Linked DNA regions of Homo sapiens: regions 1, 2 and 3 are each linked to region 4. The links are chromatin contacts, found by Hi-C or POLR2A ChIA-PET in ENCODE. All regions are on one chromosome and are shown on one strand. Each heading gives the region's core, a stretch centred on a gene start or an enhancer-like site at or near the end of the contact. The rest is flanking DNA. Distances are from core to core; before and after follow the strand shown.

The links. Hi-C counts contacts between places; a loop is a spot of excess contacts on that map. ChIA-PET counts read pairs that join two places held with the same protein, here RNA polymerase II (POLR2A). Pooled maps may share reads with other maps.
Region 1: a map of naive thymus-derived CD4-positive, alpha-beta T cell shows a loop between it and region 4 (6-fold over the local background). The contact joins the promoter of ZBTB5 here to the promoter of B4GALT1-AS1 in region 4. A Hi-C loop is called at or near these places in 1 of 168 maps with a recorded cell type or tissue (naive thymus-derived CD4-positive, alpha-beta T cell) and 8 of 50 pooled maps. POLR2A ChIA-PET finds 5 or more read pairs at or near these places in 1 of 52 experiments (AG04449).
Region 2: a map of ovary shows a loop between it and region 4 (13-fold over the local background). The contact joins the promoter of ZCCHC7 here to the promoter of B4GALT1-AS1 in region 4. A Hi-C loop is called at or near these places in 2 of 168 maps with a recorded cell type or tissue (CD4-positive, alpha-beta memory T cell and ovary) and 5 of 50 pooled maps.
Region 3: a map of CD8-positive, alpha-beta T cell shows a loop between it and region 4 (25-fold over the local background). The contact joins the enhancer-like site here to the promoter of B4GALT1-AS1 in region 4. A Hi-C loop is called at or near these places in 2 of 168 maps with a recorded cell type or tissue (CD8-positive, alpha-beta T cell and naive thymus-derived CD4-positive, alpha-beta T cell) and 9 of 50 pooled maps. POLR2A ChIA-PET finds 5 or more read pairs at or near these places in 1 of 52 experiments (RWPE1).

The regions. Positions count from the first base shown.
Region 1 is chr9:37,464,002-37,466,701 of GRCh38, forward strand. It overlaps ZBTB5 (zinc finger and BTB domain containing 5), which reads right to left and starts at 1,449. Exons shown (of 2, transcript NM_014872.3): 1 at 1,214-1,449. RefSeq lists enhancers at 371-1,056, 1,057-1,742, 1,743-2,428, 2,429-2,700 and a silencer at 1,277-1,376.
Region 2 is chr9:37,119,166-37,121,865 of GRCh38, forward strand. It overlaps ZCCHC7 (zinc finger CCHC-type containing 7), which reads left to right and starts at 1,409. Exons shown (of 9, transcript NM_032226.3): 1 at 1,409-1,458. LOC105376034 (a long non-coding RNA gene) reads right to left here and starts at 1,235. Exons shown (of 3, transcript NR_188580.1): 1 at 631-1,235. RefSeq lists an enhancer at 1,071-1,150.
Region 3 is chr9:36,491,705-36,494,404 of GRCh38, forward strand. No RefSeq gene overlaps it. Among named protein-coding and RNA genes, the nearest start is that of MELK, 80 kb to the right of the region's middle. Within about 2 kb of position 1,352, at least 2 of the 41 ENCODE cell types and tissues checked have a DNase peak (open chromatin) inside an H3K27ac peak, as active enhancers do; they include CD8-positive, alpha-beta T cell, where a contact is called at or near this core.
Region 4 is chr9:33,165,685-33,168,384 of GRCh38, forward strand. B4GALT1-AS1 (B4GALT1 antisense RNA 1) reads left to right here and starts at 1,264. Exons shown (of 3, transcript NR_108110.1): 1 at 1,264-1,362. B4GALT1 (beta-1,4-galactosyltransferase 1) reads right to left here and starts at 1,652. Exons shown (of 6, transcript NM_001497.4): 1 at 1,074-1,652. The coding sequence starts at 1,485. RefSeq lists silencers at 1,404-1,677, 1,436-1,835 and enhancers at 1,503-2,068, 1,986-2,085, 2,069-2,633, 2,156-2,235.

The DNA of each region.
Region 1 (2,700 bases), core at 199-2,698, 4.3 Mb after region 4:
AAGAGTGAACGGTTTCCTTTGGCTTAGGGGCTTTTCTCTAAAATTCCTTGTCTTCTTCCCATCTGGACTTTTCCCTCTGAACTATTAGCTTACTGCCAACCACCGTCCCCACAGAAATCACAAGAGTTTAGGCAAATGAAAAGCAAGTTCTGCCCAGCCTTTTACATCTAAGCACAACAGCCCATACTAGGACAACAAATTACCAATGACTTAATGACTAAGGCACAGCATTCTCTTCAACCTCTAAAGAAAAGCCCGTAATGTCCTCTACTTAATACAAGTGAAAAATATGAGAACATGTTTTGGAATATTTTTGCTTCAATTTTTGAAGGTGAAGAGTTCCTTCTATTAATTCAAGTTAACTAGAGTCAGAAGATACTACTTAGTAATCAACTTTACTGTGCTTTCACCTAAAATTTTTCCTCCAAATTATTTAGGATTTGCCTTCTGTTCAGAAAATTAGTTTCCACAATATCCTTCACTATGCCAGAATGCTGACTGACTTAAAAAAAAATGACCATTATGAAAGGAAAAAACTAACCTTCAACACCCCTTAATTCACTGCCTTTTATTATTTACATACAAATCTGTCCTCCAAACAGGAGAAGATGGGACGGCAGTGTCTTACCACCGCATCCCCCACAGCTCCTCGCACGAAGCCTGGGAGTAGTGGGCATTCAATAAATGCCTATTAAACACTTCAGTCCTCTCATAACAAGTTGGGGCATTCCGAAACACTGGCTCCACCCCTCCAGGGTCGGCCGCTGGCTCCCGATGGCAGTCTGCCTATGGCCTTGCTCTGGTGAAATGAAACCTCGTCGCTCAAGACCCAGGATGGGGGCAAGGGAGCCGTCCGACCACATCCCGCAGGGCAGCAGATCCTCTCTTCATCCCGCCAGGCCGCTGGTCCTGAGGCCTTTCCCACCCCATTCGGGAACCTACGTCGCCAGCCGGGGATCCACAGGAGTACCAGCCCCCGCCCCACCCCGCAGACAGCCTGGCGTCGGGACACCGGGGACGCCTGCGCAGAAGAACCCGCCTGGCCCCTTGGCTCCAACGGTAACAATGCTCCCCTCCGAAAGACAGCCAGAGTAGTCCGGGGGCACCAGTACACGTCTGCGCGCTCCCCGACGCCTTGGCGCGCCCCTGGTGCTCAACCTTCCCCACGTGAGCGCGCCCGCCATCACGATACTCGCTGACGGGGTCTCCTCACCTGAGTCGGGCTCCGCCCCCCTCCTCCTCGCTGAAGGAGGCGGTGACCCCTCTCCGATCGGACTCGGCAGTGTCAGAGGAGGTGGGAACGTCCTGACCAGCGTCTCCGTTACGGGACTTCCTCCCCCTTCCACCCGCCCCCCTCCCACCCCGCCTCTAGTCCCCTAGCTCCTCCAGCCAGTTCGCCGCAGCACTCTGAGAACACGGCGGCGGCGCCCGAGGATAAGCGGAAGTGACGTAATGCAAGAGCGCCTACTCCGCCCCATTCCGCCTCTCCCAGTTGGGCTGCAACCAATCAGCAATGGGAAGGGCGGGGCCGGGGTAGGAGTGCAGCCAGCCGGCGCGCGGAACCTGGAGGAATTTACTTAGCCCCCGGAAAAACTGACCAATCCACGGTCCCTGAAGTCTGGTTGTGTTTACTACCGACTGAATCCGTGAGCTCTCTGACCAATCACCCTTTGCCTTACAACATGTAAAACGGTTATCAAATGCCTTTTAGGGCGGGATTTATCACTAAACTGCTCCAGGTTTGGACTATAGAAATGCGGCTGTTCGCTGCAACCAATCAAAACCCTCTGTGGTTTAGGCTAGCGGGCTTTCCGCCTAAATCCGCCAATCACAACAACGACTGCGTGATGTCTGAGGGCGCCGGAGAGGCGGGCCCTCAGGGCAGGCCGTACCGCCATTGGCTGGTTCTGAAGGATTTTTCCACCCTCGTGGTGCCCGGCGCTTTAGTGACCCAGGGCTCTTCTCCGGGGTGAATTCCCTTCGCTGAACACACACACACACACACACGTAGAGGGCTGGAGATTGAGTTCCCACTTCATAGACGTTGGGAAAGATAAGATTCCAAAAAGCTCTTTAGGTTTAACTAAGCCAAAGTCCAGGGTGAAAACCGCGAATAAAAAACGCTGTCCATCGGATGGCAGTTAGGTCGGACCCCGCCCCTCGTCCAGTCCGGGTGGCTGCGCGTCTGGAAACGGTGGCGCCCCAGGAGCCCGGCGCTTGGCCCCGCACTCGGCTGCAGGTCAAATAAGCCTGTAGTCTGCATGCCCAGATTTATAATCACCTGCACTCCCCCCACAAAAAAATAGGAAGCGCTAAGCTCTCCCACTCCTGTCCCAAACGTGGAAGGGTCGCGGACTTGTATGGGACGCGGTCTGAAAAAAGCGAGCCCCGGGGCGACGCTCGGGTTTCCAGGTGCACCCTCGGAGGGAGAACCCGATCCCTGAGCATCGGACACTGGGGCCAGGGAAGAAACCCCCTTTCCTAGGGTGAGGACGGCAGAAGAAAGCTGCCTTCTCCGGCGCAGCGTGTCTGGGAGCGCTGCGTGGCTCTGGAGACAAAGGCAGGCCCGCGAACTCAGCTGGGTTCTTCTGGGGGTGGGGGTAAGGGTCTTGGAGGAGCTCCCAGAAAAATGGAACTCCCAGCCGGGCGCGATGGCTCACGCCTATAATCGCAGCAATTGGGAAGGCTGAGGCGGGCAGA
Region 2 (2,700 bases), core at 159-2,658, 4.0 Mb after region 4:
TCTTCTTTTTTCCTTTAAAAATTCACTCGTGGCCGGGCGCGGTGGCTCACGCCTCTAATCCCAGCACTTTGGCAGGTCGAGGCCAGGAGTTCGAGACCAGCCTGGCCAACATGGTGAAACCCCGACTCTACTAAAAATACAAAAATTAGCTGGGCGTGGTGGCAGGCGCCTGTAATCCCAGCTACTTCGGAGGCTGAGGCAGGAGGATGGCTTGAATCTGGGAGGCGGAGGTTGCAGTGAGCCGAGACCGCGCCATTGCACTCCAGCCTGGGCAACAACTGCGAAACTCCGTCTCAGGAAAAAAAAAAAAAAAAAAAAAAAAAAAACCATAAAGAAAGAAAAAAATTCACTCGTAGCTGCTACAAGAAGTGTAATGGCTCATGCCTGTGATCCCAGTGCTTTGGGAGACAGAGGTGGGAGGATCGATACCTTTAAGCCTGGAGCTTCACAAGACAAAGAACTCAGTTGAAACTGCTGCTTATCGGATCACATATTAAGGGCAACTTGAATTGATGATCCCAGGTTGCCCTCATCAAACTTGGCCCAAATAAATTCTCCACTTATATTAACTTTGCCTCAGTTTTTCCTTTAGGTCGACAGTTATTTCTAAAGTTCTACAGATGGGTTTACCTTGTATTAAAATAAGGTGTGAGAAGGGCAAATGAAGCCAGAGGCTCCCAGCACAATCTTGCAACCTTCAGAGACTTCCAAAGGATCAGCATTAACTCCAATATTTAGCAGGAGTGCAGCTCTTCGAGATTCACAAAGTGTTAATCTGTTGCCTAGAATTCCAGAGAGTTGGAGGCGCCCAGTGTGAACTGTGTTCCGCCTAAAAGAAAAAGCGACCAGCCTAAGATCATGAGCGCAAGGGAGAAGCTTGAAGCCATGCGCTCTCAAGTACGCGTTTCCCGCTGCCCAGGTCTGCGGGCCAAGCAGCCAGCCACGCTGGCCCTCGTCATGCACGCGATCAGCTAGGCTCCCGCGCCACGTGGCACTGAGAAGGCGTCCACCGAGCGCCAGGGAGAAGGAGGCGGAGCCCGGCCTCAACCTCGCCCGTGTCCTCATGGGGGTTGTAGTTTTCCTCGCGGGGGTAGAGGGCACGAACTCCCCGGCTTTTGCCCGGTAAATAGCATCTCCTTCGTACGAGTCATTCAAATAATAGATGCAGCCTAGGTAGCTTCAAGAGAAGTTGGGAAGGGGAAGGGGGAAAGCAAGGAAGGCAAACCTAATAATTATGGGCGGGGCAGAGAACGGTTCGCACCCACTACGCATGCGCACATCAGGCGCGGCAGGTGGGCGGGGACGGAAAGGCGGTGACTAGAGCTGTGTTGTCCCCGGAAGTGCCTTCCCTCCCGGGTCTGCGCGGACGCGGCCTCCTTACCTCATTTGTCCTCGCCCCTCCCCGTCCCTCTACGCGTTTTGGTTCCCGGTTGGTGCTTCCTGTTCGCAGCTGCGGCAGTGAGTATGTGTGTGACGGACCCCCGCCGCCCGCGGCTCGGGACCCCTGCCTACCCTCCTTCTTGCCCGCCGGGCTGTGGAACTAGCGCGTGCCCCCTCGCCGGCCTCGACGTCTCCCGTCCGCCCCTCACTCGTGGCAGGGCGCAGCTCCTGGTCCGTCACCTGCGCGCCGCCCCACGCGGCCGGGCTGCGGGTCTAGGGGGTCCGCGTCTCCCTGGCTTTCCAAGGGCTAATGCCGTGATTCTAGAGCGGCTGGGCGTCTAGGGCCTCGGTGAGGGTGGCGTGTCTGCCCTTTTTATTTCCCCGCAAGGCCCCCAGTCTTCTAGGGAAGCCAGTCAGTGAAGCGCGGAGGTCCCGGCGCGCCGAGAGAGAGTCCAGTCTTTGAGGACCGAGTAGTCCTGGGCCACCTCCCGCCTCTGCTGTCAGAAGCAGCAGCTGCAGCAGTAGAATCCAAAATTTCGGGAGCTGTGACCCTTTCCTCATGTAAAACGAGTAGACTTGGACTGTGTTTACTAAGGCGCCCTTTATCCCTCCCATCCTGTGAGCGGACAGTTGCCTTCAACTTTTGGGAAGAGCTGCTGGTTCGGTGGAAAAGCTGTGGCTGGGAATCAGGAGGCCTGGGTTCTAGCCGTGGCTCCCCCACGGATTCGCTGGCGATTCCAGAAAGCTCTTATTGAAGCTGAATTTAAGATTATTTCAGATTGCACAGTTGAATTACGGGCTGCATTAGTAGGGCCTTTTTAGCTCAGTGAATAAGTTTCTCTGAGCTCCTTTCTCCAACTATAAAACGAGAGCGTTCAATTTGATGACTTTTCAGGTCCCCTCAGAAGCTCTTGACTTTGTGGTTTTCTTTTTCTTTTTAAAATTTTTTCTAGGACCGTTAGAGAAATGACTTCGTGTTTGAATAGTTAGGCTGTCGCATACAAAGACTTTTAAATGGATTGTGTGTATACTTAGGAAAGCGTTATGCTTTCAGGAGAATCTGAGCATGGGGAATAAAGTCAGGAAGGATCGCAAGTGAGGATTATATTAATATGATAATTAGCACGGTAAGAGACTGCATGACCGAAGGAAAAGGGCTAAGGGAAAGGTGAAGGAAATGTTTCCGGATAGGATTAGTTCTCGTAAAAATCATATATATATCCCAAGAAGAGCTGGGACTTAAGTGACTAAATTTAGCTTATTTTTTTTCCCCCACTGAAATACTGTGCTCTGTTTGTCTTTTGTGACTTTTGTTTTACA
Region 3 (2,700 bases), core at 102-2,601, 3.3 Mb after region 4:
ATATTTGTCTTTTTGTGTCTTTCTGGCTTATTTCACTCGCATAATGTTTACAAGGTTTATTCATGTGACAGTATGTATTAGAATTTCCTTCCTTTTTGTTTTATTTTTATTTATTTTTGTTTTAATTATTTTATTTTTATTTATTTTGGCAACAAGAGTATTGCTGTTTTTGCCAAGGCTGGGATGCAATGGCGCAATCTCAGCTTACCGCAAGCTCCACCTACCAGGTTCAAATGAGTCTCCTACCTCAGCCTCCTGAGTAGCTGGGATTACAGGCATACGCCACCACACCTGGTTAATTTTTTGTACTTTTTGTAGAAACAGGGTTTCTCCATGTTGGTCAGGCTGGTCTTGAACTCCCAACCTCAGGTAATCCGCCTGCCTCGGCCTCCCAGAGTGCTAGGATTACAGGCGTGAGCCACCAAGCCTGGCCTTACTGCTTTTAGTTCTTTTGAGTATATACCTAGGAGAAGAATTACCGCATCATAATGGTAACTCTGTGCTTAACTTTTTGAGCACCAGACTGTTTTCTATAGGGGCTGCACCATTTTTGCATTCCCACCAGCAATGCATAAGGGTTCTAATTTATCCACAGTCTTGCCAACACTTGTTATTCCACCCCCACCCCTACCTTTTTCTTCATAATAGCCTTCCTAATGGATGTGAAGTGGTATCTCATTGTAGTTCTGATTCGCACTCCCTATTTCACTTTCAAGCTTAGCACAATGTCTGTTTACTTGTATTTGCCCCAGCCTGGCTTGTAAATCATTATTTTATTTGGGGGTTAATGAGGGAGTGGAGGAGAGAAATTGTAAGAAAATACTGAAGGGGCGCCGGGTGCGGTGGCTCAAGCCTGTAATCCCAGCACTTTGGGAAGCCGAGGTGGGCGGATCACGAGGTCAGGAGATCGAGACCATCCTGGCTAACACGGTGAAACCCCGTCTCTACTAAAAATACAAAAAATTAGCCGGGCGTGGTGGTGGTGGTCGCCTGTAGTCCCAGCTACTCAGGAGGCTGAGGCAGGAGAATGGCGTGAACCCGGGAGGCGGAGCTTGCAGTGAGCCGAGATCGTGCCACTGCACCACAACCTGGGCGACAGAGCAAGACTCCGGTCTCGAAAAGAAAAGAAAAGAAAAGAAAATACTGAAGGGGCTATTTCATGAAAAACGATAAGACAATGATAGACCTAATAGCATATAAAACCAGAAGAGGAGCAAGATGGTATTTCAGAGTATTACAGAGTAATACTTTGCAGCCTTAGCAACTGAAGGAATCCAGATAAGGTAGACCCAATGGAATTTGTAACCATGCTCAGCAAAGGAAGTGAAAATAGCAATGCCAAGTGGAAGGGGCTGAGGCAGGAGATGAAATGAACCACCAATACCACATGACTACTTTCCTTCACAAACACATCACAAGCACATGTGAGACAACTATATGGTTTCCCTGAAATGCTTGGGGATGTAAATTGCAGGGTGAGAGCCAGAGCGAAAGAAAACATGCTGAGCATTTTTCCTCACTATTATCACATTAATAAACATTAGTTTCTATTTCCTTAGGCCACATTCCTAAAGGTGGAATTGCTAATTCAATGTTTTGAAAAGTTCTAATTTCCAGAGAGATCATAGCAATTTATTTGTTTAATCATTTATTTTTATTTAAATATAAGGGATTGAATTGGTCATATTTCTCACTTGTAAGGCCACTCTCATTTGTTATATTTATTTATTCTCTTTTATTCACATTCACTAATCTCATTCCCCTTTCTCACCACAGGCAATTATTCCGATGTGTTTCATGTATATCCTTTTGTTTGTGTTTATTTAAAATATGTAGTATTGGGCTGGACATGGTGGCTGACGCCTGTAATCCCAGCACTTTGGGAGGCCAAGGCAGGCAGATCACTTGAGGTCAAGACTTTGAGACCAGCCTGGCTAACATGGTGAAACCCCGTCTCTGCTAAAAATACAAAAATTAGCTGGGCGTGGTGGTGCACGCCTGTAATTCCAGCTACCCAGGAGGCTGAGACACCAAAATCCCTTGAACCCGGCAGGTGGAGGTTGCAGTGAGCTGAGATTGCACCATTGCACTCCAGCCTGGGTGACGTAATGACACTCTTTCAAAACAAAACCAAAACCAAAACCTCCCAACAAAGAGATTTTTCAAAAAAAAAAAAATAGTAGTAGGATAAAATATGTACTATTTTCTTAGATGTGTGTATTTTTTTCTTTTGTAAATAACATTGTAAGACACATTTTTTTTTCTTATTTTTCTTTTTTGCTGCAGCATGTTTTTAAGATCTGGCCCATTGCTTCTATCTACTGCATATTACTCCACCCATCACATTTTGCCTAAGGTCTTCTTCATTAGGGACACCCAAATTGCCTACAACCAAAAACATCACTGCCATAACTGTCTTTATACATACCCCTTATAGAACCTGTGTGAGAATTTTAGGAGGGTTGTATATATAGTATCAGAATTGGAATTTTATATTTTTTTCTCTGTTATATAGTTTTTGCTTTCATATTTTTATTATTGGTAAGGATAAATGTGTGTGTGTGGTGTGTGTGTGTGTGTGTGTGTGTGTGTTTCTTCAACCACAGTATTCTAGGAATTTTCTGATCACATCCTTAGCCCTATCCTCTATGGCTTCTTTAAAGACTAATTGAGTCTGTAATTGATTGTAATACATTGAAT
Region 4 (2,700 bases), core at 14-2,513:
ACAACAATTATCTAAAACCTAGCATTAGAAATGAGAAACCACCTGTGTGGTAACCCTGGAAGCAACCTGTGGTTGCCTTGGGCCTGTGGGCCTGTAGGTTACAGGTCAAAGAGAAGTCCAGACTAGGCTCAGCCAGCTGCTATGAGGAATGCAAACTCACCTACTCAAGCTCTCTGCCTATGCTGAAACAGGCTAGAGGTCAGAGTTCAGATCATCTGGGCAAGATAATTGAGACTCAGGCTGCTACCGGAAGTACCAGAAATGGGCAACGTGGTGTTGACTGGTTATATTTTAGCCCTCTAACACCCAGAGTACACAAGCTCTCTGCCCCTGGGAGAGATCCCTGCTCACCTAGGTTTTGGGTACCCATACCAGGAGGAGGCTAGGGGGAAGGGCTCTCGGTCACGATCCACACAGAGGAAGAAATGAACACACAGTGACAATTTACTGAGGGCTTACCCTCATTAATTAAGCCCTTATTTACCATTGTTCACAATATCTTCCAAAACAACCCCTTGAAAGGGTGACCATTTATTATCCCAGAAGAGAAATATGAGGTTCAGAGAGAAGTCACTTGGCCCAAACGATCAGGAGAAAAACCCACTCAGGAGAGTGGCTCTATGGCAAGACACGTGAACCGAGAGGTCAGTCTCCTTCCCCACCGGGAGCCTCACGTCAGTCCCCAAAAGGGAGTGGATTACTCGAGGTCCCTACCAGAGTTCTCAGTGCAAGGCTGCTCGAAGCCCTAAGCAGACCCAAACTCCAAAACTTCCTGAGCCTCGGGCCACAGCAGGGAAGTCTCCAAGGCCTTCTCTGGTTCTGGGGCTAGAGGGGCCTCGGGACTTCCCTGTGCGGTCCCGGCCCCACGCCTCCAACAGGACTCCCCAGGGACCCACCTCGCAAACCTTCTCTCCCATCCAGTCCCAAGCCTCTGTCTGGGATTTAAAACTCTGATCCAGAAGAGGGAGGCTGGCTGTCGTAGAAGAGCCAGCCTGAGGGAATGTCTGGGGGACCCTGTCGGGGAAATCCGGGGGGGTCCCAATCCTCCGACTGGCGCCGACCCGAGTCCTTACCAAGCAGCGGGGACTCCTCAGGGCAGGCGGGCAGCGACAGTGCGGTGGTGTGGGGCACTGGGACCGAGGTCAAGTTGCTAGCGGGGCCAGGGCCAGAATCCACGACTGGGCTGGAGTCGCCACCCGGGCGCGGCTGGGAGGAGGCGCCTAGAGGAGGCGGCGGCCGGGCCCCTCCGGTCCGGAGCTCCCCGGAGGACTGCCCGATGGCGGCGGCACTGTTCGAGCCGCCCTGCAGCGGTGTGGAGACTCCGACCAGTTGGGGCAGGCGGCTCAGGTCGCGGCCAGCCAGGTAGTAAACGAGGGTGACGCCAAGGTGCAGAGCGCAGACGGCCACGAGCAGGCGGCAGGCCCGCTGTAGGGACGCGCCTGGCATCGCGGCGCTGCCGCTCAGGAGCGGCTCCCGAAGCCTCATCTTCCCGCCGCCGCTTTAAGAAGGGTGTGGGCTACAGGAGGGGAGGCGACCCGCCCGCGGGCCGCCCGCCAGGCGCTGCCCCACAGCGGCGACTAGGGGAGGGCCCGGAGCGGGGGCGGGCGAGCGGCTGAGAGCTGAGACTCCTCCAGCCAGCCAGACCTGGGAGCGGCGAGAAGCCGCCCGAGGCGCCGGCGGAGAGGGGAGGGGCGGGGCCCCGGCGAAGGCGGGGGCGGGGCCGGGCGCGGGGTTTTCTGGACGAGGGCGGGAAGGCGGGGCAGCCCGTGGCGGGATGGGCGCGCTGGGCGGGGCCTCGGGAGGGTGGGCAGCGGGCGGGGCGCCGTCGTGGGGTCCCCGGAGTATGACTGCAGCTCCGACGCTTGGCCGCGCACCGCCCTCTTCCTCCCGAGCCTTTGCGGCGGAGCTTCGGTCGCGTTGAGCCGCGCCTCCTCTTCCTCCTCCACGCTGCCCTCGACAGGCCGCGCCACTTCCTGGGGTGCGAAGGGACTCGGGTGCGAGCCTGGGCCTGCAGCGCGGCGGCGGAGAGAACGGAGAGGACAGCTGGCGGGTGGTTATCTGGAGTGGTTTGGGGCCGCGGCGGCGTTCTGGCCAGTGGGCCTTGGTGGGCTAGGAAGAGAGGCAGAAAAAGGTTACCCAGGAAACGGGCTTCGACGCCGGGCGAGGAGTGGCACGTTCGAAACCCCCTCCCTAACTCAGCCCGGCTGGACCCCGCTGCTTAACGGGGGGTCCTGCGGCAAAGAAAGTGGACGGGTTGCCACTTCTGTGCCTCCCCATCAGGTAGCCTGGGCTATAAGGGGCTCTCAGACCAGCTTGGTTCCAGATGTGTGTGTGGCGGGAGTCCTGTATACTTTGAAGAGGAGAGCAGCAAGAAGCCTCTAACTCCCAGGCCAGCGTGCAGGAGATCAGCCGGCGTTACAGTCTACACTGGGCTACCCACTGTCCCATGAAGTAGCAGTTCTCCCCATGTCGTAGAGTGGGGCCCCGGCAGATTAAGAAACTTTCCTAAGAGCCCACAGCTGGCAAGAGGCAGAATTCTGGCTCCGAAACCCATGTTTTCTACAGGTTTACCCTTTGTTGATTTGCAAGTAAGGGCTGAAGGCTGTGTGGGTGAGAGACTTAGGCACTGAAGCCACTTGACCTCGATTTGACCCAGAGGCCTCAGGCCCTGAGTGAGCAGAGACACCTCACCCCAGAGAA